Regions from separate parts of the Homo sapiens genome. Here region 2 is linked to region 1. Evidence: chromatin loops called from intact Hi-C (ENCODE). Cell type or tissue: heart right ventricle. All regions are shown on one strand. Links, peaks and the distances in the headings refer to the core of each region. The heading gives the core; the rest is flanking DNA.

What was found. Hi-C counts contacts between places; a loop is a spot of excess contacts. Peaks named below come from ENCODE experiments on the same cell type or tissue, not always from the same donor. Only the 100,000 strongest peaks of a DNase experiment are listed, where the experiment ranks them.
Region 2: it touches region 1 in a loop (2.2-fold over the local background); 5 of 110 quality-filtered maps call a loop at or near these places.

Annotation. Positions count from the first base shown.
Region 1 is chr14:73,821,692-73,830,830 of GRCh38, forward strand. It overlaps LINC02274 (long intergenic non-protein coding RNA 2274), which reads right to left and starts at 8,444. Exons shown (of 2, transcript NR_135238.1): 1 at 8,205-8,444; 2 at 868-1,801. In heart right ventricle, for the core only: CTCF peaks have their summits at 4,078, 4,295 and 5,656; a DNase peak (open chromatin) is centred at 4,050; H3K4me3 peaks cover 463 bases; H3K27ac peaks cover 592 bases.
Region 2 is chr14:73,640,883-73,650,021 of GRCh38, forward strand. DNAL1 (dynein axonemal light chain 1) reads left to right here and starts at 4,104. Exons shown (of 8, transcript NM_031427.4): 1 at 4,104-4,160. The coding sequence starts at 4,158. RefSeq lists an enhancer at 7,167-7,336. In heart right ventricle, for the core only: no CTCF peak of the experiment used is centred there; a DNase peak (open chromatin) is centred at 4,049; H3K4me3 peaks cover 2,109 bases; H3K27ac peaks cover 1,746 bases.

The sequences.
Region 1 (9,139 bases), core at 620-8,619:
TTTCTTTCTTTTTTTTTTTTTTTTTTTTTTGAGACAGAGTCTCGCTCTGTCGCCCAGGCTGGAGTGCAGTGGCGCGATCTCCGGCTCACTGCAAGCTCTGCCTCCCGGGTTCACACCATTCTCCTGCCTCAGCCTCCCAAGTAGCTGGGACTACAGGTGCCCGCCACTACGCCCAGCTAATTTTTTGTATTTTTAGTAGAGAGGGGGTTTCACCGTGTTAGCCAGGATGGTCTCGATCTCCTGAACTCGTGATCTGCCCGCCTCGGCCTCCCAAAGTGCTGGGATTACAGGCGTGAGCCACCGCGCCTGGCCCTTCCTTCCTTCCTTCCTTCCTTCTCTTTCTTTCTTTCTCTCTCTCTTTCTTTCTTTCTTTTTTCTTTTCTTTTTTTTTGAGACAGAGTCCCTGTCATCCAGGCTGGAGTGCAGCGGTGCCATCACAGCTCACTGAAGCTTCAAACTCCTGTGCTTAACCGATTTTCCCATCTGGGATTCCAGAGCTCTGGGATTGCGGGGATGAGCCACTGCACCCAGCTAGCTTACTGTTTTCTCTCTCTCTCTTTTTTTTTTTTTCTTTTTATTTTTGAGACAGGGTCTCACTCTGTCGCCCAGGCTGGAGTGCAGTGGTGTGATCTCAGCTCACTGTAACCTCTGCCTCCCAGGCTCAAGCGATCCTCCCACCTCAGCCTCCTGAGTAACTGGGGCTACAGGCACACACCACCACACCCAGCTAACTTTTGTATTTTTTTGACAGAGACGGGGTTTCACCATGTTGCCCAGGCTGGCATAATGTTTTCAAGGTTCATCTGTGTTGTAGCCTGTATCAGTACTTCATTGCTTTTTATGGTTTAATGAATAAATAAAACATAAGTTCATACCACGTTTATTTACCCACTCATCAGCTGAGGAACATTTATTTGGGCTGTTTCCACTTTTTGGCCATAATGAATAATGTTGCTATAAACATTCATGTACAAGCTTTTGTTGGAAAATATGTTTTTAACTCTCTTCGAATGGGATTGCTAGGTCACAAGGTAACTTTTTGTTTTAACTCTGAAGAACTGCCAGATTGTTTTCCAAAAATTGTGTACCATTTTACATTCTCATCAACAATGTGTAAGGGTTTGATTTCTCCAAATCTTTGACAAAATTTAGTATTATCTATCTTATAGCCATTCTAGTGGGCATAAAATGGTATCTATTGTGGTTTTGACTGGCATTTCCCTGATGGCTAATGATACTGAGTATCTTTTCATGTGTTTATTGAACATTTGTAGGTCTATCCCTTTGTCCACTTTCAAAATTGAGTTATTTGTTTTTTTATTGTTGAGTTGTGAGAGTTTTTATATTCTGGCTACAATTCTCTTAAGATATATGATTTGCAAATATTTTCTTCCATTCTGTGGGTTGTCTTTTTACTTTCTTGATGGTATTCTTTGGAACGCAAAAGTTTTACTTTGATGAAGTCCAATTTATCTATTTTTTAATTTTGTCGCTTGTGCTTTTGATGAGATATCTGAGAAACTGTTGCCTAATCCAAGGTTTTGTTGATTTACTGCTATATTTTCTTCTAAGAGTTTTATAGTTTTTAGCTCTTAACATTCATTCATTATCCCTTCCCTTCATCTTTAGTTTATCATCTCCTAAGGGTAAATGCAGTTTACAGCAGATTTGTTTGGTGTAATCTTCTCTATATCATCTGTTGCTGTCTTTATCCTGGGATGAGCCATCTCCTTAATAAAGCTGTTCATATTTAGTTCTGTGAAACAGACATTCATAACTTCAACAACCTTTGCCTTCCATCCTGTCAAAAAACAAACACATATGTAATAAAATATGCTTTCCAACTTCCAGTCAGCTTTGTCTGCCCTACCACAGACAAAGACTGGAGTTCCTCCAGGCATTGACAGCTTTGGAGGTGGTTTGAAGGTTGGTGGTTTAAAGCAGGACCATCTCCTGTGACCTAAATCCTGAGGAAGAAAGAATACAACTGCAGAACTCTTCAGAGGGGCCCTTGCTGCTTGGCAAGCTGTCACCCCACCACAAACCTGACCACCCAGGGCCCTTTCTGCATCTGTGGCCCATTGTTCCTGGGGTTTTGATTATTCAGTTGAGCCATTGTCTGCCAAGATGTTTGGGTTTGGAAATTTTTCATTATGCCTTTGAGAAAATAATATCACACTTTCTCTCTGAATTCTGTATTCATTGATCTTTGTAAGTTGGGGGCAAAATTAGTTTTTGTTTCCTTGGGCATTGGATATGTATGGTAGTTGATCCCCTCCAAATGGTGTATTTGTTCTCGTATTTGTTGGCAAATCTTTAACTTTTTATTTATCTGAATCCCTTCCAAAACAAGAAACAATTCACTTTAAAAAAAAAAATCAGACTTCTTTTTTTTTTTTTTTTTTGAGACGGTGTCTCACTCTGTCGCCCAAACTGAAAAGCAGTGGCATGATCACAGCTCAGTGCAGCCTTGACCTCAGCCTCCTGAGTAGCTGGGACTACAGGTGCGTGCCACCATGCCTGGCTAATTTTTTTGTATTTTGTATTTGTTTTTAGAGACAGGGTTTTGCCATGTTGCTCGAACTCCTGGGCTCAAGGGATATGCCCGCCTTGGCCTCCCAAAGTGCTGGGATTACACGTGTGAGTCACTGTGCCCAGCCCAAACTATTTTTTATCTGGTTAAGTTTTCTAGGCACTCCTGGAAGAACAGGGCCAGAAAGAAAGACAGTTTAAATCTGACATGTCTTTGCATATGAAGCCATTGCTTTATTCTTTTTTGAATCAAACCTCCCCAAACAATGTAGTTAGCAAGAGCTACATTTATACATTTCTATAATGAGATAATCACTTCCCCTAAGGGAGAAGCAGCTAAAATCTGGCAATCCAAAGACTTCATTTTCTAGTCAGTCACTCCACACAATACATAGACAGCTCGATCACTTTTCCAAGGGAGATTTTTGAAGCTGATGTGCATCTATTTTCTGTTATCTAATAAATTGAAATCACATTCATTATTCAAAGAGTCGTGACTGTGTGGCCGGGCGCGGTGGCTCATGCCTGCAGTCGCAGCACTTTGGGAGGCCAAGGCAGGCAGACCACTTGAGGTCAGGAGTTTGAGACCAGCCTGGCCAACATGGTGAAACCTCATCTCTACTAAAAATACAAAAATTATCTGGGTGTGGTGGCTGGCGCCTGTAGTCCCAGATACTAGGGAGGCTGAGGCACGAGACTTGCTTGAACCTGGGGGCGGATGTTGCAGTGAGCCAAGATCGTGCCACTGCACTCCAGCCTGGGCAACAGAGAGTGAGACTCTGTCTCAAAAAAAAAAAAAAAAAAAAAAAAAAGCCACTGTGTGAGGGAACCTACAAAAGACCACAAAGCACTTGGCTGTCAAAACTCCACAGCCATTCAGAAGTGTGGATCCAGGGAAGCACTTGGTCCCTTCACTGTTGATTTGTTCACAGAAATGCCAGGCCCTCTGGTCAGAATAGCATTACCAGATCTAAAGCCCAAACAGTGGCATGGGTCTTGGCCTTGGCCCATCTCAGTGAGTGTTAGGATGCTTTAATGGAAATAACTAGGTTAATAACATGTATGTAAATTTTATTTACCATTGAGCCCTTAAAAGATACCAGTGAGGTGTTATTGATCCAGTTGAAATGAAGCAGCTATAAAATGATATGTATAGTATGAATAAATCTTTTAGTAAAGTGTTTGTGTACAAAAAGAAATACATTAAAATGTTTTATCCAGGTAATAAAAATGTGTTTTTCTCATTTTATACTTTTCCAAAAAAGTTTTTATAGTAAGTATATTTTTACTTTTATAATCATAAAGAAAGAAAGTAGGGTAATTCTATTTTGAAAAAAAAATTAGGTCGTTACTTTTAACTCAATTGCATGTTCAGAATTTTGAAAATATGCAGCCAAGAGCACATATTTGAATCGCTGCTCTGCAGAAAAACTTAATAATCAGCCTTAATGGCTATGAAGCAGGCGGGGCCCAGCCCTAAATTCCAGGTCACAGGGCAGTTTGCCAGGGCAGCCGGCTAACATAGGTGCTTCTGCCCCCCCATGGGCAGCTCTGGAAAGTGCAGGCTCTGGCCTGAGCGTTTCTCCAGGGATAGGACCCTGGAGAGATGAGTGTTTCAGAACCCAGAGACATTTGGAAAAACTGGCCTCACTGCTCAAAACTGTTCTGGAAGATCTTAAAATGGAGCAACTAATCATGTAGCAATCCTTTCATACTCCCTACACTCGTATTCAACATATATAGTTATTTTAATTTGCACACTTCGTTCTAGACACTGATGTATGTGTAGAATGTACAGATCAAATTATAAATTTCTTTTTGTGTCTCCCTGCCATTAAAAAAAACACAAAACTGTGGATACATAGTAGGTATTTCCCTGCCATTTTTATAGTACAAATTATATTGTATTGTACTAATTATATTGTATTGTACTAATTGTATTGTACTTTTATTCTTTTTAATTTTATTTTATTTGAGAGAGAGATTCACTCTGTCACCCAGGCTGGAGCACAGTGGCACGATGACAGCTCACTGCAGCTTCGACCTCCTGGGCTCAAGTGATTCTCCTGCCTGTGCCTCCCGAGTAGCTGGAACCATAGGCATGTGCCACCATGCCCAGCTAATTTTTGTATTTTTAAAATCTCCCTATGTTGCCCAGACTTTTGTTATTCTTTTATTTTTATTTTATTTTATTTTAGATGGAATCTTGCTCTGTCACCTAGGCTGGAATGCAGTAGCGTGATCTCAGCTCACTGCAACCTCTGCCCTCCCCACCCCGGGTTCGAGCAATTGTCCTGTCTCAGCTTCCTGGGTAGCTGGGATTACAGGCGTGCACACCATGCTCAGCTAAGTTTTGTATTTTTAGTAGAGACAGGGTTTTGCCATGTTGGTCAGGCTGGTCTTGAACCCCTGACCTCAGGTGATCTACCTGTCTTGGGCTCCCAAAGTGCTGGGATTATAGGCGTGAGCCACTGTGCCTGGTCACTTTTTTTATTCTTTGACTTGCTTCTTCCTCTATAGATATACCCTGGCAGGGTCAGGACCAGAGTGAGGCAAGCAGAACCCTCTGTGACCCTGAGAATGGCCTCCTAGCACTCTGTGCCCCTTCTCGGTACATGCAGGTCCACCTCATTCTTGTTACTCCTGCATAGTATTTTATGGTAGAAATGGAACACCACTAACCATTTCATTTTCAATTTCTAGTTGTTACTAAAATGCTGTGTTGACACCCTAATAGATGTCTTTTTTTTTTGAGATGGAGTCTCGCTCTGTCGTCCAGGCTGGAGTGTAGTGGCATGATCTCAGCTCACTGCAACCTCCACCTCCCGGGTTCAAGCAATTCTCCTGCCCCAGCCTCCTGAGTAGCTGGGATTACAGGCGCACGCCACACACCTGGCTAATTTTTTATATTTTTGGTAGAGACAGAGTTTCACCATGTTGACCAGGCTGATCTCAAATTCCTGAGCTCAAGTGATCCTCCCGCCTTGGCCTCCTAAAGTGCTGGGATTACAGGCGTGAGCCACTGCACCCAGCCAGATGTCTTTTTATGCATGTAGTAGTTATAATTTTTACTTTAGCATGTATACATTTTATTTTACTTTTTTTAAATGGAGAGTGGGTCTTGCTCCCTCACCAGGCTGGAGTGCAGTGGTGCAATCATGGCTCACTGCAGCCTTGACTTCCCCAGCTCAAGCAATCCTCCCACCTCAGCCTCCGAATAGGTGGGACTACAGGTTTACACCACGACACCTGGCTAATTTTTTAATTTTTTTTACTGAAGATTAGGTCTCAATAAATCGCCCAGGCTGGTCTTGAACTCCTGAGCTCAAGCGATCCTCTCGCCTCAGCCTCCCAAAGTGCTGGGATTACTGGCGTGAGCAGCTGCGCCCAGCTGTATTTAGCATTTTATACCTTGTTTGAGGCCTTCCGTACTTGGAGGTTATAATACTATCTCCCTGTACTTTTTTTCTTTCATTTTGGACCTCAGTCGAGTTAATCTGCTCCTCAGCTCCTCAGCTCACATTCCTCATGGTCAGCATTGGTCTGTGTGAGACATATCTTTGTCTGTTTATTCCCTTTTATCCCATTTCCCATTCCCATCCCCCCAATACACCATACACAACACAGTAATGCATTTGATAGGTTTTATAGCATTTGCATGTTTCCTTATAAAATATGTGGCCGGGCGTGGTGGCTCTCGGGCCAGGCACGGTGGCCGTTGTAATCCCAGCACTTTGGGAGGTAAAGGAGGCCAGATCATGAGGTCAAGAGATCGAGATGATCCTGGCCAACAGGGTGAAACCCCATCTCTACTAAAAATACAAAACTTAGCTGGGTGTGGTGGCGCGTGCCTGTAGTCCCAGCTACTCGGGAGGCTGAGGCGGGAGAATCACTTGAATCCAGGAGGTGAAGGTTGCAGTGAGCCAAGATCATGCCACTGCACTCCAGCCTGGGCGAGAGAGCGAGACTCCATCTCAAAAATATATACATATACATATACATATACATATACATATACATATACATATACATATACATGCATATATATGCATATACATATACATATACATGCATATATATGCATATAAATAAATAAATAAAATTTTTTTTATATATATGTATTTAGGTAAATGATATTGTGCCACAGGCCTTATTCTGACTGTCTTCTCTCAGCACTGTTTTACAGCCCTTCCACATAGCCATGGTACCCTCAGTTTCTTGATTCTAACTGCTACCCTCATCCCTTCCCCCAGCATCGAGCCCCTGGAGCTTTCAACTCCCCTTACCACAAACAACCCTGTAATGAACAACCTCATATATGGTCCTTTGTGAGAATTTCTGAGGACTATTTTCCCAGGATTGCTTACATTTTCTTCTAATACTCCTGCAGTTTGTTTTTTCTTCTATTCATATGCCTGCCCACGTTTGGTTTATCTGAGCACATCTAGCTTATACAATGATTTTGACTCTATTCTTTTTTTTTTTCCCTCTTTCTCTAGTCACACCTGCTGGAACAGGATCTATTAGTTCTTGAAATTTTCCATTGGCAAAATCACTCCTAATTTCCACTTAGACCATGTTTCTTCAACATTCTATTATATTTATTTTTAGTTTATTATTAATTATTTTTTTGAGACAGTGTCTTGCTCTGTCTTCCAGGCTGGAGTGCAGAGGCATGATGGTGGCTTACTGCAGTCTCACCCTCCTAGGCTCAAGCGATCCTCCCACCTCAGCCTCCCAAGTAGCTGGGACTACAGGCCTGCACCACCACACCTGGCTAATTTTTCTATTTTTTTATAGAGATGAGGTTTCGCCATGTTGCCCAGGCTGGTCTTGAACTCCTGGACTCAAGTGATCCATCCGCCTTGGCCTCACAAAGTGCTGGGATTACAGGCGTGAGCCCCCACATCAAGACTACATTCTATTTAAGTTAGTTTTTGTTTCAGTTTTTGGAATCTCAGCTTCAGATTTGTGTTAGTAATAAAACAACTTAGGTTTGGTGCCTCCTAAAGCAGACCCTGAGACAAGAACTTGGGTGACAATAGTTTACTTGGGAAGATATCCAAGGAAGACGGGGAGGGAGAGAGGAGAGTGATACAGGAAGGACGGAAAGCCAATGAAAGATACATTACTGAGCTGGGTTGTCACTGTGGACAATTGGCTCAATCTCCCTGCACACTTTTGAAGAACCATATAGAAACCACCCAAAATTGTCCTGCTGAAGTGTGAGAGGTTGGGACATTTATCCAGCAACCTTCATCTTCCATTGGCACTCTCCCACTCCCCTACTACCCAGCTCCCGCCCCTTTCTTCTGTGGCTGTATCTGCAAGTTGGACTGAGCAAGCTTCCAAGCTGAGGAGAAAATTCTGAAGCAGAAAAGCTGAGAGACTCCACTGGTGCTTGAGACGTGAAGCCATCAGCATGCATAGGAGCTGTTAGCCACAGCTGCATCACAAGCCACAGGCCTCAGTTCCAGTTGATCTACAGCAATCCTGTGGGCATGCACACCTTTGCTGTTGTCTGACCTACTTCTTGCCCTGCACCTTCCTATTCATGTATTGACTACACCTGACCTCTCTATCCTGACACAGTGAGACCCACTCAAACCGCTTCTTGGGCCTGATCTAGGTGAGCAGCCCCTCTGCCTCTCTGGCCCAGCCTCTCCACTTACCCGCTCTGGCAGGCCTTCAGCAGCCTGCCCTTGGAAATTTTGCACTTTTCCTTTTGCCAGTAGATATGTGGCTCTCATTTCTTTCCTTCTTTTCCTCTTCTCTCCCATTTACACTTTGATCTTGTCAGACTCTCCAATGGCATTATCAAGCCCTACTCAGATCATTGGCTTACCCTGACACAGAGAAAGTGCTCACACTCAGCATCAAATAACACAAATAAGAAGGATGCCCAATACTATTTGAGCACTTACTAAACGGAAAGCGCTGTGTGAAATGTGATTCAGTCATTATTTTATTTTCACAACAGCCTGATGAGGTCAGTACTCTCATTATGTCGATTTCTCAGAAGAGGAACTGCGGCTGGGAGAACGTGACTCATCTAGCTGATGGAGCTGAGGTTCAAGTGCAGGTATCTGGCCTTGAGGACTTACTTTTGACCACTCTATCACCAGTTAGCTTAGCCATTAACTACCAACTGATCCTCGGAGACAGGACCTCATTTCTTCTCCTTCTTCTTTTTTTTTTTTTTTTTTTTTTGAGACGAAGTTTAGCTCTTATTGCCCAGGCTGGAGTGCAATGGTGTGATCTTGGCTCACTGTAACCTCTGCCTCCCAGGTTCAAGCGATTCTCCTGCCTCAGCCTCTCAAGTAGCTGGGATTACAGGCACGCACCACCCGCCCAGCTAATTTTGTATATTTAGTAGAGATGGGGTATCACCATGTTGGTCAGGCTGGTCTCGAACTCCTGACCTCAGATGATATACCCACCTCAGCCTCCCAAAGTGCTGGGATTACAGGCATGAGCCACTGTGCCCAGCGGGACTTCGTTTCTTGTATGTGGGTTTTGACCTTTCAAGTAGAGTATAGCACCTTGGCTGGTTTGTTGTTGTTGTCTATATGGATTTTTTCTTTTTCATTTTCTTGGTTCATGGTAT
Region 2 (9,139 bases), core at 484-8,483, 180 kb before region 1:
ATCAAGAAAAAATACAGGCTTTGGTGAGGTGGTTTAGGCCTGTAATCCCAGCACTTTGGGAGGCTAAGGTGGGTGGTTTGCTTGAGCTCAGGTGTTCAAGACCAGCCTGGACAACATAGCAAGACCCCAGTCTCTACAAAAAAATTTAAAATTTAGCTGGGGGTGATAACACATGCCTACAGTCCTAGCTATTTGGGAGGCTGAGGCAAGGAGGATCGTCTGAGCCTGTGGGGTTGAGGCTACAGTGAGCTGTGATCACACCACTACATGCCAGCCTATCTAGCCTGGGCAACCAAGTGAGACATTGTCTCCAAAAACTGAAAAAAAAGGTGTGTGTGTGTGTGTGTAAACACCACTTCCTGATTTCAGGGGTTTTTGTGTAAGATTTTGTTCTTTATTTTTTGAGTCTGAGTCTCGCTTTTGTCACCCAGGGTGGAGTGCAGTGGCGCGATCTCAGCTCACTGCAACCTCCACCTCCCGGGTTCAAGCGATTATTTTGCCTCAGCCTCCTGAGTAGCTGGAACTACAGGCGTGCACCACCATGCCCGGCTAATTTTTGTATTTTTAGTAGAGATGGGGTTTCACCACGTTGGCCAGGCTGGTCTCAAACTCCTGACCTCCAGTGATCCACCTGCCTTGGTCTCCCAAAGTGCTGGGATTACAGGCGTGCGCCACCATGCCTGGCCCTTGTGTAAGATTTTAAAATGAGGTTTATTGTTGCCCAGGCTGCAATGCAGTGCATGAGCCATCATGCCTGGTCAAGATTTATTTTATTTTATTTTTATTTTTTATTTATTTATTTTTTTGAGACAGAGTCTCGCTCTGTTGCCCAGGCTGGAATGCACTGGCATGATCATGGCTCACTGCAGCCTTGACCTCCCGGGCTCAAGTGATTCTTCCACTTCAGCCTCCTGAGTAGCTGGTACTACAGGCTCATGCTGCCATGCCCAGCTAATTTTTCTTTTCTTTTTTTTTTTTTTTTTTTTTTTTGTTAAAGATGGGGTCTCGCTATGTTACCCTGCCTGGTCTTGAACTCCCAGCCTCAAGCCATCCTCCTGCCTTGGCCTCCCAAAGTGCTGGGATTATAGGTATGAGCCACTGCACCCAGTCAGCTAATTCTAATTTGAATTGATAAACTTCTCTATTATATAAACAACCTTAAGAATTAGTGCCTATCCTAGGGTTTAAGTTCTTTACAATTTTAAGGTATGTAACTTTTAACTATTTTGCTTAATCTCTAACTCATTTCTTAAATGTGACAATTTTTTCTTCTCTTTTGTTTGGTCCACATTTTTGCTTAAAAATTAAAGATTTCTTTGTTTTGTTTTGAGACAGGTTCTCGTTCTGTCGCCCATGCTAGAGTACAGTGGCGCAATCTTGGCTCACTGCAACCTCTGCCTCCTGGGTTCAGGCAATTCTCCTGCCTCAGCCACTCGAGTAGCTGGGAATACAGGCATGAGCCACCATGCCCAGCTAATTTTTGTGTTTTTAGTGGAGACGGGGTTTTGCCATGTTGGACAGGGTAGTCTCGAACGCCTGACCTCAAGTGATCTGCCCGCCTCGGCCTCCCAAAGTGCTGGGATTACAGGTGTGAGCCACTGTGTCAGGCCCTAAAAGTTAAAGATTTCTTAACATATTCTATTTGGTTCTGTTTTGTATCATTTAACACTATTTTACTTATACTTTTCAAAGGGTCTGCTAGATATTCTGAATTAGGGAACACTGTTTCAATACTATTTATTTATTTATTTATTTTTGAGACAGAGTTTCACTCTTGTTGCCCAGGCTGGAGTGCAATGGTGCGATCTTGGCTCACTGTAACCTCCGCCTCCAGGGTTCAAGCGATTCTCCTGCCTCAGCCTCCAGAGTAACTGGGATTACAGGTATGCGCCACCACGCCCAACTAATTTTGTATTTTTAGTAGAGACGGGGTTTCTCCATGTTGGTCAAGCTGGTCTGGAACTCCCGGCCTCAGGTGATCTGCCTGCCTCGGCTTCCCAAAGTGCTGGGATTACAGGCGTGAGCCACCACGCTCGGCCTTCAATACTATTTTTAAACTTTCTTTCAACTTATTTTATCCAGGCCTGAAATAAGAGCAAGCAGACCCACACATTCTCTGGTGAACAGGTTTTGGAATCTATTTTGTCATTTTGTAGGATATGAAAGAACAAAAGAAGGGTCCAAGTTATATAATTCTTTTATTTTCTGTGTGAATGTTTTTAACCTTTGAGAATCTGGAACTCAAAATGTTCTTTATGTGAAGTGTACCAAGATTTTGAAACCTATCCAATAGTCCCATAGACAGTTTTTTAAAAAATAAACATAGAAATTGACCCTTCCGGTTTTAAAGCTTAAAATTTAGGTATCCCCCAGACATCTCAGAAAGTATCAAAGAACTTAAACTTACCAGATCACTACATATGAATTTTGGTGTACCACCACTCAGTCCACAGCAAACATTAAACCCTCATAATATCCTTTTAGATATATGTTTATATACGTGTGTGTACTATGTATAACTTTTCCATTTTTTTGCTTTGTTTTTTGTTTTAGAGACAGGGTCTGGCTCTGTTGCCCAGGGTGGAGTGCAATGGCACAATTAGAGCTCACCTAAGCCTCAAACTCCTCAAATGATCCTCCTGCTTCAGTCTCCCCAGTAGCTGGGACTATGGGTGTTGTACCACCATGCCTCGCTAATTTTTATTTTTTACAGAGCCAGGGTCTTGTTACGTTGCCCAGGCTGGTCTTGAACTCCTGGGTTCAAGGGATCCTCTTACTTTGGCCTCCCAAATTTCTGGGATTACAGGCATGAACAAACTGCACCAGGCCACTATGTATAATTTTAAAGGAAAATCGTACCAACTATTTTGTTTGGTAACTTCTATTTTTACTTGAAATATGACTATCTTTGGATGTGAATAGATGCCTTTCAGCAAGTCAATTGTACTTTTTTAGTGTAAGTACATTATTGCATTGGATGTTCAATACTACTAACCAATTTTCTCTCTCTTTTTGTTTGTTTGTTTGTTTGTTTTGAGACGGAGTGTCACTCTTGTTGCCCAGACTGGAGTGCAATGGCGCGATCTCGGCTCACTGCAACCTCCGCCTCCCGGGTTCAAGCAATTCTCGTGCCTCAGGCTCCGGAATTGCTGGGACTACAGGCGCGTGCCACCACACCCGGCTAATTTTTGTATTTTTAGTAGAGACGGGGTTTCACCATGTTGGCCAGGCTGGGCTCAAGTGGTCAAGTGGTCCGCCCTCCTCAGCCTCCTAAAGTGCTAGGATTACAGGCGTGAGCCACCAGTCCCGGCCACCAATTCTCTTTTGTTGATAATTGAGTTGATTTTTTTTTTTCTATTAAAGCTTTGAACATACATCTCTGTGCTCAGGATAAAGTCCTGGAAGTGGAACTGCTGGATCACAAAGGGTGCAAAAGTTTTTGAACAGCCAACAGCCTTCCAGAAAGGCTGTATCAATTATAAACAGCAGCGTATTTGTGTGTCCCTACTTCACCATACCCCTAGCAACTCTATGAATTATTATTATTGTTAATAATTTTTAGCTCATTTGGTAGGTGGGGAAAAAAAGACACCCTGGTGATTAAAACCAACAATTTGTGATATTTAAAATGTGGAACCGAGCTTTCAGCTGCCTCTGGCTCCCTGGAGGATCCGGGGTAAAGAAACATAAAATGGGTGGAGTTTGGCTCTGGTATTCTCAGTGGGATGGGATGGAGAGGGAAATTACAGCAAGCCGCTTATTCTCCCCTCGTCCGGAAAAGGGTGGGAAACGCCATCGTTAGGGCAAAGGAATTAAGAACATTATTTTATGAAAAGGGTAGTTGTTAGGGGGACGTTTTAAGGTTTTTAACTTTAGGCGGACAAGTCACTACAGATCAGCTGAAATTGCTTTCGGTCCTGACTACTCCTGTGCGGGGTTAAGACCTAAGGAAGCAAAAGGGCAGCCAGCAACAGCCGGACGGGAGGACCCCGGCGGCCGCCACGCAGTCCCACAATGCCCCGCTCGCACCACCCTGAGGGCGGAGAGAAAGGACCGCTGCCGGGGATAGGGCTTCCGCCGAGAGCGCCGAGAAGTGCGCACGCGCACTGACCCCGCGGGCCCTAGCAACCAGAGCAGTGACAGTAGCAACCGCCGGAATGGTGAGTACCTTTCGGGCCGCGTAGCCAAAGCTGAGAGAAGATTGGGAGTGGAAAAGGGTGACTGTGGAGTGTTGAGGGTCTGGGGGTCCTTGAACAGCGGAAGGGAGCCGGTAGCTGACGCTAGCTCTGTGGAGTCAGGGGCCCGAGGCGAAAGAGAAGCCCTGGCCGGGGGTGGTCTGTGGTGAGGGCGGCCTGGGGTGGATCGGAGGTTGGGTTAAGGTGGAGGGACTCAGACAGGAGAAAAGGGAGGGCGAAGAGCAGGAAATTCTCTAAAAAGAGCGTATTGGAGTGGGAAGGGTGATGGGAAGGAGAGTGTAGATAAAGATATCTCTTTACATAGAAGTAATTTTAGTGACCCCCCCGTCGAGATGCAGGGAGGGGCTGGTTACCAGAGGGTTCTGTATAACACGGATTGCAGCAGTTTTCGTAACCTGTGATGTACCCAGGTTGCCTTCTGAATGACTACGAGGGCAGTTATTAGGTGACACTGTAAAGCACACTCTGATGGATATATTAGAGCAGTGATTCTCAAATTTCAGTATGCATAGGTATGGGCTTGTTGGAATGCAGATTGTGAATTTTTAATATGATTGGGGGTTTCAGGAATGTGCATTTCGACAACACACCTCAAGTGATTATAAAATTGGAGGGCATCCCACCACACTGAGAAATGCTGTTGCCTTAGGTTTGAAATCTACCAGCTGTCTATCCAATGAGAGCTCTTTATGAAGTAATGGTTTTACCTAGAGATGCTCCTCAACTCTTACTTGATGTGTTCACTCTCTTGCTTACATACTTGGTAGTTCTAACTAGTCGTTTGAAAAGGATTGCAGACCCAGCCAGAGCTATTGAGCAAAGTATGTGATGTCCTACTGGATAGAGATGTTTATGAAGAAGAAGCATAATTACTTGTCTTCTTTTTGTGATTCCAGTGCTATATAAGTGGGCAGAAATTGAGCCCAGGAGATGGAAATGATGAGGAAGTCATGCCTGCCCTCAACAAGATGAAATACCACTCTTTAAAAAGTAGTTTCCCCCCTGCTTTCCTTACTTTGTTCCCCAAGCAGTTAGCTGAAAATCACTGCCAAGGAAAGTTAAAAGTTCTGGAACCTAGGTTTATATTCAGGTGAAGAAAGGCTCAGACCTAAATATTTATGAAAGTATGAACCATGGTGATTGTTGAAAATCTTCAAATAGAGAATCAGAACCAGTACAGTTATAAGTCACTTAATGATGACAGGGATACATTCTAACAAACACATTATTGGCAGTTTTGCCTTGCAAACATCATAGAATATGCTTACAAAAACCAGATGGTGTAGGCTATTGCTCCTAGGCTACAAAGTTTTACAGCATTTTACTATACTGAATACTGTAGGCAGTTGAAACAAGGTATTTGTGTATTTAAACATAGAAAAGCGGCCAGGGTGTGGTGGCTCACACCTGTAATCCCAGAGGCCTGTAATCCCAGCACTTTGTGAGGCCGAGGCGGGCAGATCACCTGAGGTCAGGAGTTCAAGATCCACCTGGCCAACATGGTGAAACTCCGCCTCTACTAAAAATACAAAGATTAGCGGGGCATGGTGGCGAGTGGCTGTAATCCCAGCTACTCAGGAGGCTGAGGCATGAGAATCTCTTGAACCTGGGAGGTGGAGGTTGCAGTGAGCTGAGATCGCACCACTGCACTCCAGCCTGAGCAACAGAGCAAGACCCTGTCTCAAATAAACAAACAAACAAACATAGAAAAGTTACAGTATTACAATCTTATGTAACCACTGTCTTATATGTGGTTGGTTGTTAACTGAAACTTGTTATGCAGCTCATGACTGTATTTAGAACTGGCTTAGTCTGCAAACTAGCAGACCTGGGTCCCTCCAGAAATATTGACCCACATAGTATTTCAATTTAAAAAAATTTATCTTTCAGTGTCTTTTTTTCCCCCTTATGACCTGCCACTTCAGGACAATGTCTTCAAATGATGATATTTCACATTAAAACCAAGATTTCCAATTTCTCTTGAAAAATAAATATTGGGGCAGGGCACGGTGGCTCACACCTTTAATTCCAGCACTTTGGTAGGCCGAGGTGGGCGGATCACGAGGTCAGAAGATCGAGACCATCCTGGCTATCATGGTGAAACCCCATCACTACTAAAAATAGAAAAAAAAAGAAATTAGCCAGGCGTGGTGGTAGGCGCCTATAGTCCTAGCTACTCGGGAGGCTGAGGCAGGAGAATGGCGTGAACCCGGGAGGCGGAGCTTGCAGTGAGCTGAGATTGAGCCACTGCACTCCAGCCTGGGCGACAGAGCAAGACTCTGTCTCAAAAAAAAAAAAAAAAAGAAAAAGAAAAAGAAAAAGAAATATGTTTCACCATTGGACACTTTTTTTCACATTTTCGTATTACTGAGATATAGTGTGTTATAACTGGCAGCATCTTTTCTTACTTAATGATACATAAAATAAAGGTGTTACTCAATGGAGTTTTTAAATTTGAAGAAGTATGGTGTATTAGGGTAGCTCTTTTCCCCAAGTCCCACCTGCTAACAGTTGTCTGGAGCTGAGTAGAGGTTATCTTCTTTACACTAGTCCTGTCCTTAGTTGGCCAGTTTTACTTATTAGTTAAGTCCATGAGGACCTTCAGGCATTTGAGTTTTTGACTCCTTCTATCCATAGGAAAACCAGTTAAACCTTATACAAATTTATATTGCTGCAATAAACAGCTAGATGGCTTCAACTCTTTTTCTACTAACAGTGTTGTGAAAATACTTTTTTATGGACCCATGCAAAAGATTTCTCTTGGAAACACACCCAGGAGTGGGATTGTACCGTCATAGGGTCTATGTATACTTAATTTGCCTAGGTACTTTTCAGGCTGCTTTCCAGAATGGCTTGACCAGTGTTTACTTCCTCCGGCAGTGCAGGAGAGTTCCATTTCTTCTTGTTTGTTCGTTTTGATACAGAGTCTCGTTCTGTCGCCCAAGCTGGAGTGCAGTGGCACAATCTCGGCTCACTGCAGCCTCTGCCCCTAGGGCTCAAGTGATTCTTCTGCTTCAGCCTCCCGAGTAGCTGGGATTACAGGCACTCACCACCACGCCCGGCTAATTTTTGTATTTTCAGTAGAGATGGAGTTTCCCTATGTTGGCCAGGCTGGTCTCAAACTCTTGACCTCAAGTGATCTGCCCACCCAGGCCTCCCAAAATGGTGGGATTGCAGGCGTGAGCCACCGCGCCTGGCCAAGAGTTCCCCTTTCTTTATGTGCTCACCAATTTTCTAACTTTTGCCAATCCGAGGGTGTGTTTTAGTATTCCATTGTTTTACTTTGCATTTTTCTGATTCTCGATGTGTTATAACACCTCATTTCATATATATATATATTTGTTGTTTGTTTGTTTTTGTTTTTTGGGGGGACAAGATCTTGCTCTGTTGCCTGGTCTGGAGTGCAGTGGCCCCATCAGGGCTCCTCCACCTCCCGGGATCCTCCCACCTCAGCCCCTGCGAGTAGTTGGGACTACAGGCCTGCACCACCACTCCTGGCTAATTTTTTTGTGTTTTTAGTAGAGAGAGGGTTCTCCATGTTGCCCAAGCTGGTCTTGAATTCCTGGACTCAGGCGATATGGCCACCTCGGCCTCCCAAAATGCTGGGATTACAAGCGTGAGCCACCATGCCCAGCCTTCTTGATATTCTTATTAGTCATCTGGGTTTCAGTTTCTGTGAATTTTCTGTTCATATTTTTACCAATTTTTCCATTTTTCTTTTTGTTTTCGAATTTTAGGCATTCCTTGTGTATTCTAAATATTGGTCCTCATTGGTTTCATGTTGAAAATATCTTCTCTCGGCCAGAAGAATAATAAATATATATATTAATTATTATAAATAATAATTATTATTCATAGTGGTGATTAGAAGTGATCCTTGATGTGCTTGAGATTTGTTTTTGTTTTTGTTTTTTTGAGACAGAGTCTCACTCTGTTGCCCAGGCTGGAGTGCAGTGGTGCAGTCTGGGCTCACTGCATCCTCCACCACCTGGGTTCAAGCAATTCTCCTCGTCAGCCTCCCGAATAGCTGGAATTACAGGCACCCGCCACCACGCCTGGCTAATTTTCATATTTTTAGTAGAGACGGGGGTCTCCCCATGTTGACCAGGCTGGTCTCGAACTCTTGACCTCATGATCCACCCAGCTCAGCCTCCCAAAGTGCTGGGATTACAGGCATGAGCCACAGTGCCCGGCTGATGTGTTTGACATTTTTTTTTTTTTTGAGACGGAGTCTCGCTCTGTCGCCAGGGCTGGAGTGCAGTGGCGCGATCTCGGCTCACGGCAAGCTCCGCCTCCCGGGTTCACGCCATTCTCCTGCCTCAGCCTCCCGAGTAGCTGGGACTACAGGCGCCTGCCACCACGCCCGGCACATTTTTTGTATTTTTAGTAGAGATGGGGTTTCACCATGATAGCCAGGATGGTCTCGATCTCCTGACCTCGTGATCCGCCCGCCTCAGCCTCCCAAAGTGCTGGGATTACAGGTGTGAGCCACCGCGCCCGGGCTGTTTGAGATTTCTAAAGGGAATATATTTAATGTTACCTTCCTAGTTAGGCCCACTTTGACCATTTTATTTGAAACTAACATCCTCCACACACATTTACATACATTCTGATACCCTTTACTCACCTCCAGTGTTTTCTTTTTCCTTAGTAATTGTTACCTTCTAATATACTATATAATTTTCTTATTGTATGCAGTTCTCCCTTGGTATTCATGTGGGATTGGTTCCAGGACTCCCTAGGATACTGAAATCTATGGACATTCAAGTCCCTTACATATAATGGTGTGGTATTTGCATATAACTTACACACATCCTCCTGTATACTTTAAATCATCTCTAGGTTACTTATACTATGCAATACAATGTAAATATTATTTAAATAGTTGTTATACTGTATTTTTGTTTTGTTTTGTTTTGTTTTGAGATAGGGTCTAACTCTGT